Regions from separate parts of the Homo sapiens genome. Here region 1 is linked to region 2. Evidence: chromatin loops called from intact Hi-C (ENCODE). Cell type or tissue: psoas muscle. All regions are shown on one strand. Region 1 overlaps CACNG4 (calcium voltage-gated channel auxiliary subunit gamma 4). Region 2 holds the start of CACNG1 (calcium voltage-gated channel auxiliary subunit gamma 1).

The links. A loop is a pair of places that touch in the nucleus more often than their neighbours do. Peaks named below come from ENCODE experiments on the same cell type or tissue, not always from the same donor. Only the 100,000 strongest peaks of a DNase experiment are listed, where the experiment ranks them.
Region 1: a loop joins it to region 2, with 2.4 times the contacts of the local background. A loop is called at or near these places in 3 of 110 quality-filtered maps.

The regions. Positions count from the first base shown.
Region 1 is chr17:66,973,610-66,978,609 of GRCh38, forward strand. All of the region lies in intron 1 of CACNG4 (calcium voltage-gated channel auxiliary subunit gamma 4), which reads left to right. Among named protein-coding and RNA genes, the nearest start is that of CACNG4, 11 kb to the left of the region's middle. RefSeq lists enhancers at 1,870-2,824, 2,825-3,778, 4,523-5,000, 4,884-5,000. In psoas muscle, a CTCF peak has its summit at 2,125 (motif pointing left); DNase peaks (open chromatin) are centred at 2,272, 3,269 and 4,982; H3K27ac peaks cover 114 bases.
Region 2 is chr17:67,042,193-67,047,192 of GRCh38, forward strand. It overlaps CACNG1 (calcium voltage-gated channel auxiliary subunit gamma 1), which reads left to right and starts at 2,362. Exons shown (of 4, transcript NM_000727.4): 1 at 2,362-2,697. The coding sequence starts at 2,469. In psoas muscle, no CTCF peak of the experiment used is centred here; DNase peaks (open chromatin) are centred at 1,269, 2,309, 2,909 and 4,429; H3K4me3 peaks cover 4,768 bases; H3K27ac peaks cover 5,000 bases.

The DNA of each region.
Region 1 (5,000 bases), 69 kb before region 2:
AGGTGCAGAACAGCGATGGAAACTCCCTCCCGTGGTGTCTGTGCCTCGGGCCTCCATCGCGGTTAACCTGCATACAGTCTCAGAGAAGCGGCACTGCCCTCCATGACAGCCTCCCCTCAACAAGGATGCTCTCTCCAGCGGGTGCATGGGCTTGGTCTCCTGGGAAACAGCTTCAAAAAGGGAACAAACTGGTTCTAAGCTCCAGGGAGAGGCCAGGGAGGGCCTGCCTGGATCTGCCCCCAACGTCCCGTCCCCCAATTCTTGTTCTGTATCCCCATGAGACTCCGGGAAGTGCTGCGCGAGACTCTCTTTTCTGAACTGCGAGGCAGGACATGGTACCAGACAAAGGACTTTTTTTCTAGCATTATCAACTTCTTCCAATGAAAAACTTTTCAAAGCTGTGAAAATGACATCCCGTGATTTTACTGTTTGTTTACTTCTTCCCCCTTCAACCATAAAAGGAAGAAAGGGACAAGATAAATAAAGAGATGAGGGACTGGGGCGGATAGAAAAATCAAGTAGGAAAATGAGAGATGATGGCTGCGTCCAGCTAGTGTCCACAGTACCGACTGCAGAAGCCAGCTGGGGGCCGAGGCAGGCCACAGCTTTGTCGCTGAGCTTCCTGGAGGCCAGGACAAAGAAAGGAGTGTGGCCAGAGGTGTGTTCACAGGGGGCATACAATAAAAGGGGAATATTTCATAATAGAAGCCCAGCTCTTCCTGAAACAGAGGCCTAGAAAAAACGATGCCCCTTATTCGAGGGACATTCTGTTAAAATGGACTCTGTTGAAAAGGCAGCATGGGGTAGGGGAAAGAGGCCAGGCTTTGGGGTTGGACCTCTAGAGTTCAAAACCCCAGTTTCCAGGCAGCTGTGTAGCTTTGGGCAGGTTAGGTGACCTCTCTGAGTTCTTGTTGATGTCTGGAAAGTGGGATAATGAGGCAGTGAATGGAAAGGTGCCCAGCACATATCTATGGATGCCCCCCGCGCAGAGTGCTCGTTAGGGTACCTCTGGGTGGAATCAGTGGTCCCTGGTGTCTGCATTCTTCGAGGCTCCTGGGTGTGAGCCTATGAGGTGGAGACAATGACAGACTGAGCTGCCAACCCCGAATGTGCACAGGGGACCCTTCTGGTGAAGCACCACAGCCTTTACAAAGCAGCCACTTCCGCCCCCACAGGCCCCAGGCTCTCTGCAGGCTTTTCCCAGGGTCTATCTGGAGTTGGGCTTGAGTCAAACCCTTTCCTCCCCCATTAGTCCACGTGGAAGCCGCCGCATCAGATGGCTTTGCGGTGCATGGGCTTGCAAGGGCTTTGGACTTTAACTGGAGCTGCTCTTGCACCCCTCCCTCCCTCCCACCCTGACGCCGTGACTTGCCTCTGAGGACTGTAGACCCAGAGCAAGCTCTCCACGTCACCACATCCAACACGGCCTGCCTGCTACCATGGCAAGCCCACAGAGGTGGAGGTGTCGGGAAATGCTGTTTAACTGCCTCTCCTCCTTCCACCGCTATCACCCCATTTCTGAAGGAGAATGTGGAAAGGTAGAGGGCAGTTTCTTGACTCAAGCCCAGCTCCAGACAGAGCCTGGGAAAAACCAAATGAGTAAAAATCATCAGTCTCCCTGGCTCACCTGCCACTAGCATCTGTCACCTCCTGGGCCCAGGGACACAGGAAGGGGCTGGATCTTCATTCCAGCTCCCCCTTTCCTCCCCACCATGAGTCCACATGGAAGCAGCAGCATCAGACGGTCAGCATTGAAGCCACATGGCCCCGGGTTTGAGTCCAGACTCCCACTTGTCAGCTGTGTGTCTTCAGACAAATTGCCTAACCTCTCTGAACTTTGTTGTTCAGAGAGCAATTTTTCCTTCATTGTTAAGTTAGGAGCATCATAGAATCAACCCTGGGGTTGTGAAGTTATATGAGAAAAAACATGGAAAATACCCCTTCTCGTGCCTGGCACCTTATAGATATTCAAAACATATCATCGCTTTCTCTCTATTTCCATGTTTCCTGAACCATGGAATTTTTCCCAGAAGACATAAGTTGCCCAAATTTTGTAAGCTGCCCCAGGTCAGCTCACCAGCCTGCAGGGTCCAGGAATGGAAGAAGCTGAGCACCCCCCAGTGGAGGCCACGGTGTTATTTCCTCACCTCTCAGAGGCAGGGCGTTCTGAATGGCTCCTGTGAACTGCAAAATCAGAGACTGAGGCTCTCAGCTGGGAGCTGAAAGAGGGCCTAGCACCCAGGCTGTGGCTGGGCTGGGGATGGCAGCCACCCAGGTGTGTGTTCCCAACATCACATTTTCTGGCACAGTGACTTTGCCAAGTGCCCTAGCCTGGCCCCAAGGAGGCAGAGAGGAACTGGGGAACTTCCAGTAGCCTCAGGGGTGGGAACTGAGTGCCCAGATTGATACTCAGGAACAGAGACAGCGCTCGTGGGGGTTGTGACTGACCCTCGCATCTCCCTGTCACTTACCGACACCTGCCGAGAGCCCTGCCGCGTCAGGTGACCTCCCAGTGTCTCAGGGCCAGGGCCAGGGTAGAGGAGGACAAGGCACCGGAGTGAAAACCATCAGGATTGGAGTCAGGGGACCTGTGGCCTGGTCCTGACTCCGCCACTCACCATCTGGACAGTCTTTGGCTTGTCACTCAACCTCCTAGAGCCTCGGTTTGCTCGGCTGTCAAATTGGCAAATAAAACCTGTCCTCCCCTCCCTCCTCCCTCTGTCTTTCCTCTTTCCTCCTGTCGTCCTCCCCTCCCTTCTCCCTCCATCCTCCCCTCCCTCCAACTTCTTTCCATCCCTCCATCCTTCCCACCTCCATCCCTCTCTCTAACTTCCACCCTCCTCCCTCCAACTTCCCTCCCTCCTTCCAGCTTTCCTCTATCCTCTCCATCCTCCCTCTTTCCCTCCCTCCATCCTCCCTCCCTCCTTCCTCTCTTTATTCTTTCTTCCTGGTCCCTCCCTCCCTGCATCTTCCATTCCTCCTTTCTCCTCCCCATCGTCCCTCCTCCCTGCCTTCATCTTCTTTCTATCCCTGAGTCCTCCCTGCCCCGCCCCACCCCCAGGGTTCTGTGAACATCCAAGCCAAGGATGTTTGTGAAAGTGCTGTGAGAAGCACAGCGGCCGTGCTCCCACAGAGGCACCACACAGGACACAGTGACTTCAGGCTCCTTTTCTTGGAAACACTGTTGGCTGTGGCCTCTTTTCCCTCTGACACCTTGGCAAGGAGGAGCCTGCTGGTGGTAACCTCACACGTCGGCTGTGCTTCCCGCCAGTGTGGTCTCGCTTGGACAGCACCGCCCCCTCCGTCTCCAGCCCACTCAGTCACCAGTTCATCCATCCAGCAAATGCTGCCAAGAGCCTGCTCTGTGCCTAGCAGAGACAGAAGTCCCTCTCCTGCAGTATCCCTCGGGGTTCCTTTCACCCTCCCCAGGCCTATGGGCTCCACCTCCGACACACGCCCACTGCCTTCCTTCCCTCCACCTCTCTCCATCTCAGAGCACTCCCAGCTCTGTCATCTCTCGCCTGGATGCCCGCTGTAGAGTCCTGACTGGTCACTCTCCCTGCTCTCCACACACAGCCAGAAAGAGCTTGTAAAAATATCAACCAGATCACATCATTCCCCAGCTCAGTACCTTCTGGTGAGAACACATCCCTCTGTGATAAAGTCAGGCTCATTCCCTGATACCTGAAGCCCCATGGATCCAGCCCGCCCCACGGATCCAGCCCGCCCCACTTTCTGACTCTCCAGGAGCTTCGTGCGCAGAAGGGAGTCGAAGATGACATCTGAACTAAGTCTGTGTGATGGTCAATAGGACGGGGGTTGTGGGTGGGGGATCGATGAGACCTGCATTTGAATCCTGCTCTGCCCTGTGTTAGCTCTGTGACCTTGGACAGACTCCTTAGCTTCTCTGGGCCTCAGTTATTTTCTCATCTGTAAAATGGGGATATAATGATAGACCCTCCCCTCCCCCATCTCATCAGATGATCAGAACGATTAAATGAGATTGGACATGGGAAGCCCTGAGGGTGGCCCAGGCACCACGGGGCAGGGAGCAGAGCTGGGTGCAGAACCAGACCTCACCTCTCTCTTGTTTTTTTCTGAGAGCTACCACACGCACCTGCAGGGCCAGGGGCTGCCTTGGAGAGCAGAATTACTTAAAACTGTGTCGTCCTTAGGTGTTTGTGGGGCACCTGCTGAGTGCCTGGCTTCAGGCCGGGCATTGTGGGCACAGAAAGCCCCCAGGGTATTTACTCTCTGGTTCTGGAGACCCTGGGGCACCAGCAGTAGGACAGACACCATACAGGGCACGATGTGGAGAGGGCAACAGAACACGTCCTAGACGTTAGGGGCTCCTCCCGGACGCCCTAAGGAGGCCTATCCCATAGGGTTGTCAGGAGAATCAGATGGGAAATACGCACAGGGCTCCCCGCACATCTGTCTCACCATAGACCTGAAATAAACAGCAACTCTTTTGCTTGGCATCTTGGAGAGGAGGTAGGATATGGTGATAAAGGGCCCAGATCCCAGAGTGAGTCAGGGTTTGAATCCAGGATCTGCCTCCTACTAGCTGTGGGGCCTTAAGCCAGTCATTGCACCTCCTTTGAACCTCAGTTGCTTTCTCTGCAATATGGGGTTGTTAGCGATACCTGCTATGCAAGTTTGCTGGCAGGAGTCGCGATAAAGTATCTAAGTGCTTGCTTTGGAGCTGGCATAACATGTGTTCAATGCATGTAGTTATTCTCATCTGCTAACCCAAAAAATACGTGGTACATGGGGACAGGGGAGGGGACCCAGAGTGAAGATGGGTCTCAGAGGAAGGGGGGCTTCGGTTCTTAATTCCCAGGGTTCCTCCTGCCCACTTCACCCCTCCCCCACACACCAAAGCACAGGCAAGAAAAGGACACAGATCCCCAAAGACTCCCTGAGGACATTTCAGGACACCCAGGCTCCCTTCCAGGGGCCGGACAGTCCGGCCAAGGCCATGTCACCAGCTCATCATT
Region 2 (5,000 bases):
GAGCAGCAGAAGTTCCTGGTTGCTGTCCTCACCAAGGCCTGGCATCTTTGAAGGGCCTGCAATGTCATCATGGCTGGCGCTGGGTGCACCCTCTGGGCTGGGCCCTTTCAGGGTGCTTTCCAAGGCCGTCAGAGGCTCTTGGCACCGAAGAGCTTAGGGCATCCACCCCCACCACACCAGGAAATTCAAAAGACACTTTCATTTTTCCAATGACACTGTATTTACTTGTAATGCTAAAATTAAATAGCTTCTTTCTAGATTTTCTGTCTTAAAACACTGGAACCCTCTTCTGGCTCCCCAGCTACTGCTTTGCTGGGTGCCTGGCACTCAGTAGGTCTAATCAAGCTGTACAGCACCTCCTGAGATCCCCAGGTGCCAGGATCCTGAAGCTGGGCCCCCACAAACAACAAGAGAGGGCTCAGAGGCTGCAGCCATGTCCCAGCTTCTGGGAATTCCCCATGGAGATGGTCTACCCACCTGGTGACAGGCAGTTTCTCCACGAGCTGAAGCAGGGGCGGTGGCATATGTCAACAGTCAGTCAGTGATCAGTCAGTTGTGATGGATTAGCACCCACAGGGAACACAGAGGTGGGGGGACAGGGAGGAAGGGAAGCAGAGATGAGAACAGTGGGGAGATAAGCTCTCAGGAGATTGTAATATGTATGAGAGACTGATTTTAAAAATATGGAAGTTTGGATGGAACTGCAATAAGCACAAGCCAGTGGCTGGAGATGCGAGGGTTCAGCTCAGCCCTGGGGCTGTTCACCAGGTAGTCCTGGCTCCTCACATCTCCTCTCTGGGCTGCAGATTCCTAATCTGTCACAATAGATCATGAAGTTTCTTCCCAGTTCCAACCATTCGTTATGACTTTGGGCTCTGGGTCCTGAAACCTGGATTCCTCATTTTCTCGCTGTGTGACCTTGGACAAGTGACTTCATGTCTCTGAGCTTCCATGTCCTTGTCTGTGAAATGGCAGTAACCGTTGTAGTCCCCTTGTGGATTGGTGTGAAGAGTAACTGTGACAATGGATGAAGGCTTAGCAGGGTACCTGGTAGATAGTAAGCACTCACTGAAGATGAGCCACTGTTCTGATTATCATCATCATGAACTTTCTGTGATTCTAAGGCTGGAGGCCGAAACATTTCTGTCCACATGGGCAGAGTCTCTGTAAATCGTGTCAATCTGAGGCCAGGATTTTGAAGCTCAAGGCCCCACCCAGCTCAGGAGGCTATTCCTGGTCATGCGTCAGCCTCTCGGCTACACCCAAAAAGGGCCACCCTGTGAGCCGAGAAGGAAGAGATGACACAACCCAGGAGAGATGTAGAGGCTGGAGCCTCGGAGACCAGCCTGGGGGCCAGGCGGGTGCACAGGACCGTCGGAGGGTGGTCGATCCCGGGCTTTCTGTGTTCTCTGCACGCCCATGAGCTCCTAATGATCCCCTATAAATCAACCTATTCATTCTTTTTTACTCACACACTTATTTTTCAAATTCAAACATAACTGGAAAGTCGTTATCACCTGCTGTTAATAGAAGGCAAAACCAAACAGTGCCCTGAAAAACAGAATGACCAAGTCCAGCAGGATTCCTCGTCCTCTTCGGGCCGTTCTCGCTTTGTTTCAAAGGACACTTTACAGGCAATAATGACACTGACCTCGAACAGAGCTTTGCTCTGGACCCAGTTTTGGGGATGGAAAGAGAATTGAAAAGGAAGTAATGTTCTCGTGGAGGGATCAGAGTTGGGTAAGGCCAGACCTGGGAACCACCTAAAACCTTCCTATGGTTTGGGGGATGCCGTGGGGTTTGTGGCTAAAACGCTTGCCTAAGAGGTGGACTCCACAGGCCCTGGACTGGGTTCCCGGGATGTCATTAGACAGAATCCTAGCCCCTCAGATCCCAGGATGAGAACCTACTCACTGCCCTGCCGGTAACAGGCTTACCCCGTGGGAGCCCGGGACAGCCGTGCAGCCCGCAGCTCCTGGTCTCCTCCCCTGGCCTGGGCTGCCCTTTCCCATCAGCCCAGAGCAGGCAGATCCCCACCCCCGGGGCCCTGCTGCCCACCTCTCGCCCTCTCCCAACTCAGGCACCCTGAGCTGCTACTCACAGAGGCCTCAATCTACCATCCAGAGCCTTCTCTCCTTGCCACCCTGCCCCGCCGCACTGGGGTATTTCTGGCTCCCAGAGGGGCAGAAAACCCTGAAACCCGAGCAGAAGCTGTCCTCGGTGCCACGCCTGGAGATGGGCATTAATAGCAGCCTCCCTCAGGCCCCTGACGCGTCTGGGCAGCTGCTCAGCACGTCCCGCGTCCCTCGGCCCCAAGGCCAGCCCACTCTGGCTCAGCCAGGCACACTAAACTTAGTGGCCACTCCCAGCTCGACAACCACTGCCACCCCCCAAGCTCGGCTTGTCACCTGCCCTAGGAGACGCAGCCGCCGGACCCTGCCCAGGGCACCCACGCCTCGGCGACCACCATGTCCCAGACCAAAATGCTGAAGGTCCGCGTGACCCTCTTCTGCATCCTGGCAGGCATCGTGCTGGCCATGACAGCCGTGGTAACCGACCACTGGGCTGTGCTGAGCCCCCACATGGAGCACCACAACACTACCTGCGAGGCGGCCCACTTCGGCCTCTGGCGGATTTGTACCAAGCGCATCCCCATGGACGACAGCAAGACCTGCGGGCCCATCACCCTGCCCGGGGGTAACGTACCCACCCTCCGTCCCGATCCCCACCTCCTGCTCTTCCCCGTCATCCCCCTGGCAAAGTTGCCCTTGCGAAGGAAGGCAGGTTTCTCTGCCTAGAAATAGGGCAGCCGCCCAGCCTTTTCTGCCCAGGGAAGAAGATATGAATTGCATGTGTGGTGCTGGTGGCTGGGGCTGGGTTGTAAGACGAGGGCGTTTGTCCCAGCTATTTCTGTCTGGCTGGACCTTGGGGCTTTTTGCCCAGAGCAGAGAGCTGGGCAGGCTCAAGAAAGGAACTGCAGCTCTACCAGCCCAGGGACTTCTGGGCCCCACCTGCTCACTCTCTCCCTGCAAAGAAAAGCTAGGTGGCTCTGTGTCCTCAGGCTAGGGGGACCCATGGGGCTGGCAGGTTTGTTCCTGGCCTCAAGGCAGGAGAGGAGAGAGCATAGGCGATGGAATTTGCAGGGTCCTGTGCAGAATGAAAATGCAGGGTTCCTTGCTCCAAATTACCAAGGATTTCAAGGCAGTGACAGCAGCACATGAAACCACACATGGGCCCTTGTGGGCTCTGGGCCTGGAGCAGCTGCACAGGTTGAATGTCTGTGAAGCAGGACATGGCTGTAGGCTGTAGGTGAGCCACCTGCCCCCACCTTCTTTTTTTTTTTTTTTTTTTTTTTGAGACAACTTTGTCGCTCAGGCTGGAGTGCAGTGGCATGATCTTGGCTCCCTGCAACTTCTGCCTCCTGGACTCAAGCGATTCTCCTGCCTCAGCTTCCCCAGTAGCTGGGATTACAGGCATGCACCACCACACCCATCTAATTTTTGTACTTTCAGTAGAGACGGGGTTTCACCATGTTGGTCAGGCTGGTCTCGAACTCCTGACCTCAGGTGATCCACCTGCCTTGGCCTCCCAGAGTGCTGGGATTACAGACGTGAGCCACCATGCCCGACCTCCACCTGTCCTTTTGTCAGGACTTCAGTCCTCTATGCATCCTGTCTTAGCTCAGACCCTGTCAGAGTTACAAAGCATTTCCTCACCCTGTAATTTAAGCGTATTCCTCGATTTCCTACCGTGTGACCGAACCACACGTTGAAGGTAAGGTCCTTTTCAGGAGTACCTGGTAGTCGCGTGACTAGCCTCTATTCTGCAAATGCAGAGGCTTCTGGATTCTTAGCAAATACAGCACTTTAGAGGAAAGAGTGCTCATGGAGACCAGGCAGCCAGGGATCTAATCGCCATTGCCCACTACCCTCAAATGACCATCCAGGGAGGACAAAGCTCATCTCAGCCTCTGCTTCTTCCTCTATAAAATATGGGACTGACTCTCAGCAACGTGAGATCCCTTCCTCGGCTTACAGACGCCCATCCACAGTGGCAGTGGAGCAGAGTGATGTCAGTGTGATGTCCCACCTGGTTTTCAGGATTATTTCCTCTTTTATCAGACTAGGTGTTCCTTGAAACCTGTCCTTCAAGGACACTAGGGCTAAGTCCCCAAAGATCTTGCAGTCTGCTTGTGAGGCAAAGAGCACAGACCCCATCCTCCCTTGTCTCTGCTCCCTCTTCCTTCCCTCCTGCTTGCTCCAGAGATCCCCTCCCTTGTTCAGCCCCACTGGAGGCCCAGAAGACTCATAAGTGCCCAGCTGTTGTAGAAACACCAAGTCCCAGGGCTGAGAGTGACAGGTGTGGCCATGTGCTTGCAGGGTATCGCATAGCCCGGATGCCCATGCCCCTTGGCCACTGCTGAGCACACCCATAAACAGGAACAGCCTCCAGCCAACTCCCCTGGGCAGGGCAGGGCAGGGCAGGGCAGGGCAAGGCAGCTTCTTCAGGGACCACACATGGGGACGTGCTGTTACAGTCCTGTTCACCCGTCCTTGGAACCATCTGCCTTTTAAAGTCAGAGCAGAAGACTGGGCAGTGAGCAGAATCCACACAAGGAAGAGACAGGCTGGTGAGAGGTGACTGGACCAATTGCAGGGGGCCAACAGGCATTGCTTGGCCTTGAGCCTGACAGGATCTACCTCTTTGCCTTCTTAGCCTAACCAGCTATGAACCACACCTCCCACACTTGTGACACTGAGCACTACCTTTCCCCCAGTAATCTTCCAAAATATGTTCCTGCCTTTTTCCCTCTCTTTTCTCTGCAAATGGACATCTTTCTCCTTCCCCATCTGCCCTTCTTGTGCTCCCTGGGACCACTCTTCTCTGGAGGGAGGAAGTGGGTTCATATGTGGCCCGTCATCTATTATTAACAACAATAATAATAATGGCACATACATGTAGCCCTGTGTGCCAAATATTGTTGTAAACGCTTTACATAT